Regions from separate parts of the Homo sapiens genome. Here region 1 is linked to region 2. Evidence: read pairs that join two places in POLR2A ChIA-PET (ENCODE). Cell type or tissue: GM12878. All regions are shown on one strand. Each heading gives the region's core, and the rest is flanking DNA. Links, peaks and the distances in the headings are about the cores only.

Region 1 (5,381 bases), core at 205-5,204, 130 kb before region 2:
GTCAAACTAGGCCCAGTTTCCGGGCACAAAGGGTATTGCTAGTCCTCCCCCAGTTCCAAGCACAAATTACTTAATGAAAGTTTCCCTTGTGGATGGATAAAAGGTATACCATATCCAATGCCCAGCATTCCGCTTTCCCCTGCCTTCCATCATTTATTGTCTCTTGGGCATTCCAGGCTCACTGGGATCTTCAAGACACGAAAGACACCACTGAGAGAAAGAGCATTGTGCCTCTGTGTATTATTATTGAGAGGAAAATGGGGAAGGAAAGAGCATTTGTTGAGTGGATGTTATGTGCCAGACACTAGGTCAGAGAGCTGATTCTTATCAGGAATTAAGAACTCCACAAATGACAAACAAGACTCAGAGATGTTAAGTGACTTTCTCAAGGTTCCACCTCTGCTTGATTTCAAATCCTTCATGTAATTTGTCTACTATGAAACACTGTGACCTTAAAAGTGCCTCGCACAGTCCAGTCCTTTTACAGATAAGAAAACCAAAGCCCAGAAAGAAGACAGACCAATGAACTACTGGAATCCATACTGGGCCACTGACTGCCAGGTCACGACCTTTGGCTTCTGCCCTAATGTCCCCTACCTAAAGAGCAGTCAGTATAGATGTAACAATTAAGAGTGCTGGGCCCTGCTGAGGCTTGGATCCCAGCTCAAATACTTCCAAGTTGTATGATTTTAAGCAAGCCATTCAATACCTCAAATCTCAGCTTTTCCATCTGTAAAATGGGGATAAATAGAATACGCATTTCATAGAGCTGTTGTGAGCATTCATTGAAATGATGGATACAGGTGCTCAAATGAGATCATCTTTAGGAAGTGTCTGATACATATGAGACAGTACTATGATGGTTATTTTTATGACAGGAAGATTAGCCAAGTGGAAAGAGGGAAGAGAAAATTTATTCCACCAATGGTTTTTTGCAACTCATTTGCTTTGCAGCCACAGTAAGACAACTTGCTTAAGCTTCCTGTGCCCCATTTTCTCACCCCTGAATGGGAAATTCTGTAATATCTGTCTGCTCCCTAGTTAAAGAAAGAATGTGCCAATGACAAAAGACCAGGAGCAAAACACCCTGAGCCCTTCAGAACAAAGGCTCAACACAGATGTTTGTTACATTCTCATATGCAAACATAAAAAGACCCATCACAGAGGAAATCATCTCTTGATCCGTATTAAAGAAAAGCAAGAACCTTGAGAAGGGGAGGAGAATGTACAAATTAGGGCTGAACAATCTTGGAAGAAATGAAGTCGACTCAGGTCTGACCTTAAGCAGCATCTCATCACTCTCAGGGGAATCAGTTCTGCATAGGGCCTCACAGAAGACATCCTTCAACACCATAGTCAGAAGCTGCACTTCACTAACATGGTCTGTAGTGCCCATATGAACAAAGGCTAAAAGCTCAAAAGGCAGGGGGTGTTGGGGTGGAAAGAATCTATTTCCACTCCTTTGTATGCTGAGCAAATTTGCCGCCTCTCCAAAAATAAGCACCAATGTTATGACCACTCCATTGAATTCCTGCTAACTCGGCTCTGGAAGGTGAATGTGAGAACGGCGTCAAGAGCAGGTGGGCACTCCCTTGCAGGGCAATTGCTCCACGGCTAATTGCCGTTTTCACAGCTGGGTTGAGCTTTCCAAAAGGCATCCTTCAACCCTGAGCTCTGAGCTCCTCTCCTGATGTTCTCTCTTGCCAACCATACCCCCATCAAAGACAGTTTACAGATGAAAGGATGTAGCTACAGGACATACAATTTTGCAAACATCACAGTTTGAAAAAGAGGCGTTTCTAAGGCTTCTTTGTGAAGATCACCACACGCCCACAGTCATTACCACAGGAGCTAAGCCTTCTATGGGTGTGAAGGCAGCCTCCTTGCCGGAATGTCCTCAGCAGCAATTCTTCCACAGTTTATTTTTGCTCCTCTTACTAGAAAGATGGATCCTCTGAAATTCTTTATAAACAGAGTCTACTTCCAAACACTGTGGTTGGTCAGTAAGAAAATGGAGAGCTGCTACCTAATGCCTCTCCAGCATCATCCAACAGATGTACATGCATGCATCCAGCCCTTTCAAACCATGGAGCAGGCTGAGGTGAGTGGAAAATCATGGCCAAGGGCCTACTGAGAATGAATTGTTTGAAACCCAGCAAGGCTGGAGTTTAAAGCCCAACACCACAAAGTTTCCAAATATGGAATTTGACCAGGTTAAGCAAATTCCTGATGGGTCACAGGAAATGTGAGCCAAACAGACTGCCTTAGACACTTTAGGGTGAGGGAAAGCAAAGCAAGAAGGATGAAACAACACTTGGGCAGCTGCTATTAACAAAAGTGCCAGATGAAGCACATCCACCAGCATGATCCTGTTTTACTATAAACCTCTGGTCCGTGTGGATTCCAAATTACACAAGTCATTAAATATTTCAATATAAGAAGCAGGTAACCCCAACTCTGACATATCATTAAACCCTCTATACACCAATGGCTCAATGCCTTGGCTGCATACTGGAATTGCCTGAAAGCTTTACAAACACTGATGCCCGGGTCCTTCCCAAAGAGATACTGATTTTATTGGTCTGGGGTGCAGCCACGATTGAGAACCACTGAAAAAGGCATAGTCAAATCTTAAGTCATAGTCATAACATGCTCCTCAAATAACTATCGAGTGCCCACAGTGTGCAAAGCTTTCTAAGAAGCAGGTGATACATTAAAAGTTGACTACCAAAACTATACGCAAGGCATCAACTCCTTAAAGCATAAACTTAACAAGAAAAATGACACAACAGAAAAGTAAAAAAAAAAAAAAAAAAAAAAGAAAAGCTTTATTATAACTCAAAACTGTAAAGCATCACGGGGAAGTAAAAAGCTCTGCACAAGAGTATGGAAATCATAGCAGTTACAGTTGGCTGGTAGCAAGGGAGGGAGTTTGGCACCCATTTGAAAGTTAAGGAATGGGTGGAACTTGGACAAAGAAAATCAGGAAGGGGAGAGGGAGGAAGAGGAAAAAGGCTAAAGGAAACAACAAAAATAAAGACAGAAGCAGGAAAAGCATAGTCACTTAATTTGGATGGCATTTACTACATGTGAAAAGGGGGGAACTTGCAAATATTGTGTAGACCCAGTCTTGGAACACCCTGACTCTTGGAAGTTTGGCCTCATGCTATGTATAAGAGGGAGCCATGAACAGTTTGAAAGCAGGCCACCTGGGGTGATGGTGGCAAAAAGGCAAGTCCAGGGAGGTGACAGGGATTGTGGCAAGGCAATGGCCAAGGGTGCCATCCATGACAGGCTGATGCTAAAGCACCTCAGAAGCCAAGTCAGTGGGATTTTTCAACTAATTTTAGACTTCCGCTAATTAGATCTTTTCACCTAATTTTTTATTAGATTCAAGAAAAAGAAAGGAGTTACAATGACTAGAATGTCAAACCTAGATCATGAGACGAATAATCACATTATTAAAAGAAATAGGGAAGCCAGGAAAAAGGAAGCAGTCCGTGGAAGAAGTTGATGAGTTAGGGGTTTAGGACATATTCAGCTGAAGTGATGGTAGAACAACCCCAAAGCCCATCTTGCTTGTTGCTTATTTCTGGTTAGAAAAAAATGAGGGCCTGAAACCCAGGGAAATATCTGGAGGTGGAGATGTAGAGTATAGCTGTGAGGAGATGAAGAAGCCCTGAACTGGGAAGGAGATTTTAACCTCTAAGATGTTAGAGGTGAAAGAGATCTGTGAGACACATTCTGGGAGAGAACTTTCACCATCATAACTACCAATTCAAGGAGGTAGGGAAGGGCAAAAAGTAACTGGGGAAAAACTGGGGCAAAAAAGTCAAGTGAGCCTTCCATTTTCCTTTCCTCATTAGGGACAATGGTAAAAATTAGGCCTACTTCATCCATCAGACCTCAAAAGACTTTTTGAAAAACCTCTCAGAGGTTGAGTTTCTTCACTACTGCTTATTACAACCCTCTCAAGAATTTAAAAACATTTAAAAAGATTTTCATCAACTGGTACATGGGTTGCTGGTAAAGTTTCGGGCACTCTCTTTGTTGGTGAGGTGCCAGAAACAAAGCAATTTCACGTTTGTTGCTTTCTACTTCCATCTAGTTCTATATTCCATCCAACCCCCTACCACATATGCCCCACTGCACACCCTTCATACTCCCACTCCATTTGTTATTATTTAAATGACAATAATTTTTATAAGACTCGAGTTATAATCTGGGGCTATTTTTTCGGTACAGTGTATATTTTCCAATTTAGCACACATTAAAAGTGGAAAAAGAATCAAATTACACAAGTAAGCCTTCTCCAAAATATTCGATAACTTGTTCTAGAACCTAGCCAATCCCAAAATTCCATGAACCAGTAGTCTTAAAAGTAAAAAGGGAATTTTCTTGCCTCCTTTGAAGGCAAAAAAGAAAGAGAAAAGAATCAGAAGTGAGTCAAGGTATATTCAGGTGACAGAAAGCAAGTAAACTGGTCTGGGCATCTGAGAGTCCTGGGCCCTGAAACCATCAGTGTTAATAAGCTGTGTGACCTTGGAGAGTGCAATGCCTCATCTGGCTTTAACAATCACTTAGTTCAACCCAGTATTTTAGAGTTGAGGAAACCAAGACCCTTTCAAGATTTGAAATTCTGAGATTCTATGTTCCTCGCTTTGGTACAAGGCTGAGAACCTGACTTTCAAAATGACCCTCAGGAAATGTCAATACACCCACATTCAAAAATAGATATCGCATATGGCTCTACGTTATTTTAATTACCTCTAATCATTTCCGAATGGCACAGACATGGGCACTGTTTCCTGGCCATTATGGATATGTGTATTCACATTGTATACTCATCTGCCCTAAAAGTATCCAGCCCACAACATGACATTGGCTGAAAGCTTTTTCACAACAGAACTTAGTAAATCTCAAGTATGTTTTATAAACAAGGTTGGAACTATGTGGGTAATACAGATAGGCACAGGTCAGTGTTCCAACACAGAACTGAATGTTTCTTTCTTTCTTTCCTTCTTTCTGGCACTCATGCTCTATTCTGTTTAACTTAATTTTGAACATGCTTTCTCTGCCTTACTACAGTCAAGCTCCTAGAGGGCAGATTCTATATCCAATTCAATTTTGCATTGCCCAAATACAGTATTATGCACATAAAAAGGGCTTAAGGAATGAAGTATTTACTGTGGAATATTTTCTATACTTGAATATAAACAACAAAAATCCCACAAAGTGTGACTAGGTCCATCTACCAGCTCAATGAAGAATGGTATCCCCCTGAAATCAGAAGTCACTCGCACCTCATTTGGGCTGATACTAGACTCAGATCTCAAGGCTACTGCAAACGCTCAGCTGTAACATTTATATATCAAGCATGT
Region 2 (5,381 bases), core at 264-5,263:
ATTATCAAAACATATATGTATTGATTTTATCCCTTATATCTTGGAGGCTAAATAATCTGCAAAGCTATTAATCCTGGATAGATTTAAAGATAATAGATAATGATGCATTATTCATAAATGTTGTACAGCAGGATATCCATTATACAACTGTTACTCTCTAGCAATATCACTTTCACATACATCTGTTATTATTTTATTTAAGCCAGATTGTCAGAAATTTTAGGAATGCTAATTTTTAACATTCAGCTTTATAACGAAATATCAATTCCTTTTTTTTCAGTCTAATGCAACCATGGAGACTGTATGAAGATGTTGCTTCCCTACCTGCACCTCTGGCCCGATTTACACATAAGCACACTCACAAAGATATGTCTACAGGCTGCATGGCTCTGTTATTGACTACTGAATGGTTTCCAGGCTGTCTTTGTCTCAAGGTCAATCAGACTCAAGTTCCACTTTTTTTTTTCCTCTTGTAGGAAGATTTCTTTATTGGTAAGCTGATTTAAATTCCTTTGCAGATATTGAACCAAATCTGCTCAGGCTGCAGCCTCCTGGGACCTTTCACTCTGGGCTAAATATAAATAAATACCCATATAGGACAGCTTTTGATGAAACATTAAAGATCACTCTGGTTATATGGCTTCTAGATTTTCTATTTTCTGTATGAAAAACCCATGGCGGTAAAAAGAACCTTCGCCACGGAAAGGAATAGATTTGTAAATTGCTGCCTATGGACCTCCTGGGACTTAATGGCACAGGGCAAAGAAGCAGCTGAGCTTGGCAAAGGAAGCAAGATAAATAAAATTAGCCACCAAATCAGCTCCTTTAAAAATACCAGCTGTCAACTCCCTCCAGCGTTTATGAATTTGGGGGCATGTTACTGTCACATTGTGTCTCACCCAGGACCAAGCAGCATTGCTCTTTTCAACTGGGAAAGGGTCCCTAACTCCCCTCACAGGGAAAGCTAATGCAAAAATTTGCCCTTTCTCTTTCACTCTGTCTCCCTTGTCATGTGTGCAAGGAAGAAACCAATCCAGGCCAACCAAGAGTTATTGCTATAATGATTATACTTGTCATTGTTTGTTCTTAAACTATTCACCAAGTAATCCCTTTAAAGGGTAGGGCTACTGGCTTTAGAAAGTAAATTTGCTAATGGAGATGAGAGATAAGGCTGGAAGAGCAGAAATAAGAGAAGGGCAGGAATCCTGCAATCTTTGTGGGGTGCTTGTCTCTCTATTGTAGCTCCCCAATGGGATCCAGCCTCTGCAGCTTTGGGAAAGAGCCTTGTACTACTTGACCAGGCATTGAAACTGAGGTACAGCCTCCTTCACAGGTGGAGATGGGAGACACACAACAATTTTAAAAGCTAACCTTAGCCAGGCCCTGCACTAATTGCTTTGTAAGCATTATCTCACTGAATGCTCCAAACAACCCACCAAGATGGGTAATATTATAACCCCATTTTAAAAATGAGCAAATTGAGTAGTTAAGCAGTTTGCCCACCCTCCTGGAAGACGCACCATGTAGCCTTTTATGATGTATGAGGCACCCTGCTCTTGCTGGGACTCAAGGGTGACCAGCAAACCACAGACACATTCTGGAGCCAATCAGTTATGCCCAAGCTGAAAGCATGTGCTTCCAGGTGCATGTAGATTCTTCTGGCCCGGTGAGAAATCTCTAAGCATTGCTGCATTGCTGGGCAAGTCATCCAGCGAGAATCAGCTGGAATCACACAGATCACATGGAGACCCTGGGGAAAAAAACACTGGGACAACTCCTTCTCCTTGTGTCTATTTGCAGCCAGGGGGAAGAACCGGAATGGGATCAGACACAGACTAACCATTTTAATCTTAATTTGCACCTAACTATGTACATCCTTTGGCTGGAGGCCAGGAGAATTTCCTGTTACAGTTTATAGAAGCAAAATCATTAAGTATATCTCTTATGTTGCTGTTGATTCTAAGGAAAAAAAAAGAAATCTTACAAAGCTCAGTCCATGGTTGGCACATAAAGACCATGTGTTGGCTCATTAAAATAGTAATTTTTTGTTATTGTTTATTTTTTAAAACACATGAAGCTTTTCTACTATGCTTGGATCAGAACTCTGTATAATTCACAGAAAACCACAATCATTGCACAAAAGAAAGCTTCCATTCCAAAACAGGCAGAATATCAGAATACAAACAGGCAAAATCCACACTCCACAAACTGAATGCAGGACCTGCAGTGAGTGAGCCAGAAGGGTTGGCACAATTCAGACTGGGGGGAAAAAAATCTATTTTTCCCTCAACCATAGTAAATATGAGAGTGCTTTACTCATAAAGAGCTTTCCAATGCTATTATTTTTGTTTGAGCTTCACAAGGCAATGAGGGAGATGTGGTCATCCCCCTTTCCAGATTTAGATCAGCTACGTGACTTATCCAAGGTCATGATCAGCAGTGGAGGGAACTCAGGCTACATGTGGCCAGTTATTTAGCTAGTCCAAGAAAATGGAAGTCATCGGGATTTTTCTGCCTGAATATTTAGCACAAGAGCTGGTCATGGACACCAATAAAAACACACACTCAAAAGTAACCTTTACCCTCGATGCTGTCTGGGCCCTATCCCTGGGAAGGAAGGTAAATGCCACATGTGCCTGCATTTCTCCCATCACATTCTCTGTTTCTACTAGGTGTAGTGGGGGGACAGGTTGGTGACAGTCTCTAACCCCCAAGTAACCCCTTAAAAGGGCTACTTGAAGAAAATCAGGGGAGACCAGCAACAAAGCAAGATGGGTTCCCTTTACCTTCCCATGCTGGAGTGAAAGCATTTGTCTCCCCTGATGTGGCTCCTCTCCTCACTAAATTATTATGTGAGGCACGTGGTGACAGCACAGAAGGGTTTTCCATAAATTTGAGTTTAAAGGGGATAATACTCGATGTTAAATCGTTAAATTAAATCATTCTTTACAAGACATTTTTACAATTTCAAGCCATGTTCCCAACTAGAGCTGCATAGTAAATTAATTACTGCATTAGTAGTTCATTGGTGACTATTGTAAACAATGTTTGTACTAAAAAAAATACACAGAAGTATGTTCCAAATATTTGTTCACATGTTTTGAATGCATTAAAAAGTACTTGTACTGTTTGAGGGGAGAGCATTCTTAGTAATTTTGTTGCCTGCCCCATTTTATCCTAGAAAGAGTTATATTCATCTCCCATTGGCATATAGGGTAATTTATCACAGTTGCTTATGGAGTTCTGGATAATATAACTGAGGACTTTTTAGAAGTTGAACCAGGTCAGAGAAAGTTAGTTATTAATCTAGTAAAAACGACTTTAATATGTTGGTTTATAGATATACCAAGAAGAAAGACAAACCATTTTTTCACCTCTAATGGCTAAAAATATGAAAGGTAAAAATCCCATGGTAGATAAACATACAACACAAGTCACATACGTTATATCTAGCCATGCCTGTTCCAAAAACATTTTGCTTTTATTTTTTGAATAAATGGTTAGTCTTATAAAATAATGTATAATAAAGAGAGTATACTTTAGCAAGGTGGTTCCAACTAAAGTGGGTAAGAAGTATAATTTGGGTAAAAACATTCCCTATGTTATCCATGTAAAAGTAAGCCATACTCAAATTGTATATGAATAACCTGGATTGGTTTTATATGTAATTTAAGTTTTTTCTAAACATACATACTTAATGCATAGCTGAAAGTCACAAGGAATCAACATAGTTCTATATGAAGAACGGGTTTTTGTAAGAAACATATTTACATGTCTTATATCTGCAGAAACCATTTTCTCCAAACTGAAACTTGGCATAACTCATTTGATAAGCTGAAGTACACTCATGGAACAATAAGTATATTTGAAATCAGGCCTGAGCCCCAAAATTGATCATCTCTGGCAGCTATATCTCTGCAGAGAATAAGATCACACCTAGGCACCCATTTATGTGACAGCTTGTGTACACTGTGTGTACACAGGGCAGAGACATATCAAAAGAGAGCTAAAATCCAAAGAAAAAAAAACCACCCAAATGTCCATCCGCAGTGAAATTGATAAAGAAGTTGTGCTACCTACATACAATGGAATACCAAGCGAAACGACAGGGCATGAACTATTACCATCCTTGCAACATGGATGAATGTCAAAACCATAATGTTGAGCAAAAGAAGCCAGACATGCGAGAAACATGATGTATAGTTTCATTTCTAAACATTTTCATTAATCTGTGATGTTGGAATTCGGGATAGTTGTCACCTTTTGAAGGGAGAAGTAGTGAACAGGAGGTGGCCCGAGGGGTCTTCTGGGGTCCTGATGTCTTCTATTTCTTCATGTTTAGACTGCTTACACAGTCTAGTCTCACTTTTGGAAAATTCATCTAGTTATACACTTATGATACATGCACTTTCTATATGTTAACTATACTTCAATAAGAAGCTACTTAAAAAATAAAAATAAGCTAGCAGCAGTGGCTCATGTCTGGAATTCCAGCTACTCAGGAGGCTGAGATGGGAGGACTGCTTGAGCCCAGGAGTTTGAGGCTGCAGTTGACTATGATCGTGCTACTCTAAAAAAGAAAATAAAATAAAAATTTAAAAAGATCACTAAGATAGTGAGCTCCCCCCCAAAGCATGGTTAGCCTAAAGTGCTATGCAGGGTTTGAACTCTCCCCATGCCCTATGCAAGGGAGCAGAGCTCCCAGAAGTTTTCAGACAGTCAAAGGAATAGGGACTCGAGATCGTAAGAAAAACCCTCATCTTCTCAGACCATTGCAGTAAACAAAAACTTCTCATTCCAAAAATAAAAAATAAAAAAATGAGGCAGCACAGGGGGGAAGCCTGTGGCCTCTGCAAGACAAATATCCCCTAGTGTGTGTTTATTCAGATCAGCCATAGCCTAGTCACACACAGCCAGGGATTCCCCGGAGGGGTTTCCCATGGTTCTAATTAGATGAACTATTTGCCAGAAGTGTAGACAGCCTCACTCCCTGGAAGAGACTATGTTAGCTTTTGGCAAAATAACCTAGTGGGGAAAGAGTGAATTCTATAAACTTCCTCCGAGCATCACCCAGATTTGAGAGGATATTGTAAAAGTAATATTACAGTTCTCCTGCCAAAATTAAGGAAGGGAGGCTTTCATTTGGTTTGAACTTTCTTCAAGAAATACACCAAAGCTAATGCATGATTCCATTTGGGCAATACGGGGCTCCGCCTTCCTCACCCAGAGCATTGCTCTGCTTGAAGCCCAGAACCTTCTCGGTAAACCATACAGGGAAGCTCACAAATGGGGAAACAAAGCTCAATGCTCCAAGTGAGATTAGGGAAACACCAAAATAAATACTGACAACCAAAAAAGACAATAGATAAATACCCTGTCAT

Evidence for each region. Peaks named below come from ENCODE experiments on the same cell type or tissue, not always from the same donor. Only the 100,000 strongest peaks of a DNase experiment are listed, where the experiment ranks them.
Region 1: POLR2A ChIA-PET joins it to region 2 with 5 read pairs; 7 of 35 experiments call an interaction of 5 or more read pairs at or near these places.

Annotation. Positions count from the first base shown.
Region 1 is chr2:207,154,422-207,159,802 of GRCh38, forward strand. All of the region lies in intron 1 of KLF7 (KLF transcription factor 7), which reads right to left. Among named protein-coding and RNA genes, the nearest start is that of KLF7, 8.8 kb to the right of the region's middle. RefSeq lists a silencer at 2,549-2,728. In GM12878, for the core only: no CTCF peak of the experiment used is centred there; no DNase peak of the experiment used is centred there.
Region 2 is chr2:207,283,936-207,289,316 of GRCh38, forward strand. No RefSeq gene overlaps it. Among named protein-coding and RNA genes, the nearest start is that of MIR1302-4, 17 kb to the left of the region's middle. RefSeq lists a silencer at 1,518-1,577. In GM12878, for the core only: no CTCF peak of the experiment used is centred there; DNase peaks (open chromatin) are centred at 2,386 and 4,896; H3K27ac peaks cover 1,122 bases.